2 separate regions of the Homo sapiens genome follow, and region 2 is linked to region 1. Evidence: read pairs that join two places in POLR2A ChIA-PET (ENCODE). Cell type or tissue: GM12878. All regions are shown on one strand.

Region 1 (2,500 bases):
AGATGAAGGTCAGTGAGGCACAGTGATGAAGGTCAGCGGGGCACGGGGCACAGTGATGAAGGTCAGCGGGGCACAGTGATGAAGGTCAATGGGGCAAGCCTCCATTGGTCCTCAGGACATCCATATTCCAAGCCTTTCTCCACCCTGTCTGGACAGGCTGCCACCTCCGCCTCCCTGCTGGCCATGTGGTTGCAGCAATATGCCCTTTGTGCCCAGGCTTTAGACCAGAATTGGTCAGAGTCATTGCAGCAAAAATGGGTGTCACCTTCAAGAACCAAAGATTTGGGCAGAGACATGGCCATGAAACAGGGTAATGTCTTACAACTGTCTATAGGAGCAGGGGGTGTGGAGATTATTTACATGTAAAAACTGAAAACCAATTCATCCATAGCTAATTTCAGCTCAGACCAGCAGGAAAATTGCTGTTCAAATTGGTATTTCTATTGCCAGGTTTATTGACAAACATGAAATAAAAAAGCCTCTTTGCTTTATGAATTTGTTGTAAACTTAAAAAAAGTAGAAAGGGGGTTTATATTCCCCAGTTGGTGGCATACTGGATTTTGACAGACCTTTTCTTTTGTTAAGTGTGAAAATGCTGTGGTTGTTGAGCCAGGATACAGCCCCATTCCATGAAGAGCAGTGTGGCTCTGGGTCTTTGGATAGAAACTTTCATCAGTGCATGCTTCGGTGCATTCTTCCCTCCTCCCAGGAGGCCTGTCCTCATTTCAAAGCTGGGGAAAGCAGGAGCCAGATAAGGGAAGTGACTTTCCCAAGGTCACAGACGGACAAATGTGCTAGCTGCTGGGCAGAGCAAAGCTCAAATCCTCTACAGCTGGGCCTGCACCACCTTCCCCCCACCATCCCCCAAACCTCCCCCGCAACCTGGCCAGGGAAGCCCAGGATGCCTAGACCAGCCCCTCAAAACAGTGGGCACTTTCCCGCCTCTCCTCACCAGTTCACAGCCACCTTATCGCCTGAAAGCCTGCTCCTCTTCTCCGTCACTGTTGTCTCCCAGCCCTTTCTCACTGGTGTTTGCAATCCTTCTCGGCTTCACTCAGTCTGAAATATGTAGGGATCATAACTTGTGGGTTCGTACAAGAAGCCAGCAGCCCTTCCATAATTGCCACTGACGTGGAAATACAGGAGCAAATGAGTAGCGATTCATATGTCGCCGCATGAAAGAACAAAAACCTCTACCGAGGAATTAAAGTCATAAATATCCTACAGGGCTCCTACCTGTGAGCTTGTTCCTGACATCTGGAATGGCAGCTCACTGGAGCCACTCTGCTGTCAGCATCCTGCTCCACGCTGGCTGCAGTGAAGCTGTGAGAGCAGAAGGGACCAAAAGGGGAAGTGCGGGGAGCCAGGCCTGAGGGTGGGGGACTTCCAAGGGAAACCTGGTGACAAACAGGTCACTTTCCCTTACCATGACCACAGCGACTAAGAGGCCCAGACTCACTCACTCCCTCTTGGAGCCGCCCCGAAAGCCTGCCTGCCACAAGAGTTCCTGTCCTTGCGAGAGGCGGAGCAGCTTTGTGGCTGATCTCCCATCTGGTTGACAGGAATGACAGCTCAGAGTTGTGCTCCTGGAGGGGAAAGTGCTGAGGGCAGAGAAGAGGAAAGAAACTGCAGCTAGGGGTTGCCCACGCGGTCGTGGCAGGCTCTAACAGGCTGCAGAGATGAGGGAAGCAGGCAGGAAGCTCAGAAGAAAGCCAATCGATGACCCTTAGAAGGTGGGAATTTTACTAATGGGGCTCTCTCTTGGCAGATGTTTACTATTTCTGGAGGTGGGAGGGATGCTGGCGGCGGGGATTGCATCCTATGCTGGAAGCAGCTGTTGAATGTGATTCTGTCATTGTGGCAGGGATTCCCAGGCTTGGTGCTTTTTCCTGGGACCAACACTATTTGCTAAATGAAATGGATCCTTAGCTACTCATGACAATTTGCCCAGTGTTTTTTTGTTTTGTTTTGTTTCATCGTTTCTGGCTACTGTTATGAAGTGAAAGCACAGTGTTTTCTAGGGGCCCTGAGTTGAGTACTAATTGGATGGGTACTGACTGGAGACATTTCACCTTTGCTTACCCTATATCTCTATCCATCGTTCAACAGGTGTGCTAGTATGATTGAGCTCCTGGATGCAGACCAATTCTAGTAAGCCATTCCTCATAAGGATGGCCTTGGTGGTTGCTGGAAACTCTCATAGGCCCTTTGTGCCTTAGTTTTTTTATTGGAAAAATAGGAGGCTGGGCGCGGTGGCTCACGTCTGTAATCCCAGCCCTTTGGGAGGCTGAGGTGGGTGGATCACGAGGTCAGGAGTTCGAGACCAGCCTGGCCAATTTGGTGAAACCCCGTCTCTACTGAAAATACAAAAATTAGCTGGGCGTGATGGCACGTGCCTGTAGTCCCAGCTACTCGGGAGGCTGAGGCAGCAGAATCGCTTGAACACAGGAGGCAGAGGTTGTAATGGGCTGAGATCACACCACTGCACTCCAGCCTGGTG
Region 2 (2,500 bases), 80 kb before region 1:
CTTTTATAAGGATACTAATCCCATTTGTGAGAGCTCTACCCTCATGACTTAATCATATCCCAAAGCCCCTACCTCCTAATAGCATCACCATGGAGGTGAGAATTTCAGCATATACATTTTGGGGAGACATAAGCATTCAGACCATAGCAGGGTCCACCCATCTTTTTAGGTTCTATATTTCTAGACTAATGAAGAGACAGAGAAAACGTGGTGGAATATAGTAGGCTGCAAGGCAGAGAACTTTGGGTTCAAACTCTAGTTCTGAGCCAGGTGCAGTGGCTCATGCCTGCAATCCCAGCACTTTGGGAGGCTGAGGCAAGTGAATCACCTGAGGTCAGGAGTTCGAGACCAGCTTGGCCAACATGGTGAAACTCCTTCTTTACTAAAAATATAAAAATTAGCTGGGCATGGTGGCACACACCTGTAGTCCCAGCTACTCGGGAGGCTGGGGCAGAAGAATCACATGAACCCGGGAGGCAGAGGTTGCAGTGAGCTGAGATCATGCTATTGTACTCCAGCCTGGGCAACAGAGCAAGACTCTGTCTCAAAAAAAAAAAAAAAAAAAAAAAAAAGCCCACAATCCTAGTTCTGCTATTTAATACCCAGAGGATGCTGGCATTTTAGAGCTTCCCTGCAGGTCTTTTCTCCACTTAGAAGCTGGGATGCCACGTGGGTATTAACTGATACCATAGGTAAACACATCTGACACAGGCTCAGCACACTGTAGTTGGAATCATTTTAAAACAAACTCTTGTAAAGTCCTTCTTAGAGAGACAGATCCTTTCTAAGGGGAAGATATAATACACGACAGGTAGAACTTGTGTGCAGAGCGCGGTCCATGCCCAGTGTATTGAGAAGGTGGGCAGAAAATCTCCTGGAAAAGCATGCATGGGTAAGTGTGATTTTGTGAGGCGCACAGGGGAGTTACGTGGGAGTTATGAAGGAACGGAGGCGGGAGGGGGAGGACCATGCTTCATGGTAATAGAGGGCCCAGTACCAGGCATTATGAGAAACCACCTCTCCATCCATCAGTCTGTCTTATCACGCCAGCGGGAGGGCAAACTTGGAATCTGAGAGGGGCAGGCTCTGGCTTGGCCGTGAATGATGGGCCAGGATTCTGCAGGCATTTTCTAGGGGTGGCAGGAGAGAAGTGATGGAGGATTCTGGGAGAGCTGGTGGTTCTAACTGACAAGATAATGGAGTGAGTAGTGGAAGAAAAAAATAAAGGAGAAGAAGGAAGAAATCCATGATAAATCCACCTTTCACGGACAGTGGAGAAAGATAAACTCTCTTTCTAACCGTTAAAGATGGCTTTTCCTTCTTTCCGTTTTTCAAGTTCATTGGAAGTGACACTAAGTTGGTGCTTTGCTTCCCACTTTGCCCCCTTTACTGCAGACTTTCTGATCTTTCCTATGGGGGTCCCCCTCAAGGTCTTTTTTATGTCCATGTTCACATGTGTGGGAAATTACGGTGTAGAACAGCTCATGCTGGTTACAATCTGAAGTTAGTGCAGGGAAGGACTAATTGGTTCTTCCAAGGACCAGCTCAGCCCTTATGCCTGGTGTACTCCTTCTGAAATGCCAGCCCAGCGTTTATGCAAATCACTAGTCTGTCTCTCTTACTCTCTCCCTTGTACTTTTAATGTCTTCATTATTTTTCTGTAAGTGTTTACAATTCAACTTCCACTGTAACAGTGAGTTTACATTTGTACTATTTGCTTTACATGCCATGAAGGTATGAATTATCTACATTGTATTGGTGAGAAACCTAAGGTTCAGAGTATTTAGTTAGGATTAAAGTCAGCTTGCAAGTAACATTTATTTATCTCTCATTTTAAATAAAGTTTTGAAGCACACAGTGCAGGGGTAGTTTGATGGCCTCATGAAACTACTGTTAGATATTCAGGCTCCACCTTCCCTAGATGTGGCCCCCATCCAAACAGTTCCACAAGGGCAGCTAGATATAACTGCAGCTACTGTATACAAATTTCAAGTAGCAGCTAGAAGAACCAAATCAAGAAAGGGCAAAATCTTACACAGCTGTCACTTTGACCTCACCAGCTGGAACCTGGTCATGTGGCCAGTTTAAAGGGGACTAGAACATATTCTCTTTATTCCAAATGATCATGTTCAAGCTAAAAACAGGGGTTTTATTACTAAGAAAGAAGTGGACAGCAAATCTTGGTGGGCTCACATGTGTCTTGCCAGGGTCATAGACCAGCAAGGGAAAGAACCTAAACCTAGTTCTTTGATTTAAGGCCCCACCTTCTGTCCATGACATGAGAGTGTCCTGAGGGGAACAGGCTGGGCACTGCAGAACCATAACTGAAAGGTGAGATATGGTTTCTGCCCTGAAAGACTGCAATCTTTGATAAATTTATAAAATATATAATAACTGTTAAACAGTGTTTAAGTATCAAGGGAAGGAACCTGTATAGTAAATGCATTGGGAGATCAAATTAAAGAAGTATTTCCATGTGGGCTGGAACTGCCAAGGAAGG

The links. Peaks named below come from ENCODE experiments on the same cell type or tissue, not always from the same donor. Only the 100,000 strongest peaks of a DNase experiment are listed, where the experiment ranks them.
Region 2: POLR2A ChIA-PET joins it to region 1 with 11 read pairs; 1 of 35 experiments calls an interaction of 5 or more read pairs at or near these places.

The regions. Positions count from the first base shown.
Region 1 is chr11:131,185,395-131,187,894 of GRCh38, forward strand. It overlaps LOC105369578 (a long non-coding RNA gene), which reads right to left and starts at 1,327. Exons shown (of 5, transcript XR_948201.3): 1 at 1,237-1,327; 2 at 953-1,059. LOC107984412 (a long non-coding RNA gene) reads left to right here and starts at 1,416. Exons shown (of 4, transcript XR_001748463.2): 1 at 1,416-1,733. RefSeq lists an enhancer at 1,255-1,484. In GM12878, no CTCF peak of the experiment used is centred here; a DNase peak (open chromatin) is centred at 1,457; H3K4me3 peaks cover 820 bases.
Region 2 is chr11:131,105,460-131,107,959 of GRCh38, forward strand. No RefSeq gene overlaps it. Among named protein-coding and RNA genes, the nearest start is that of SNX19, 190 kb to the left of the region's middle. In GM12878, no CTCF peak of the experiment used is centred here; no DNase peak of the experiment used is centred here.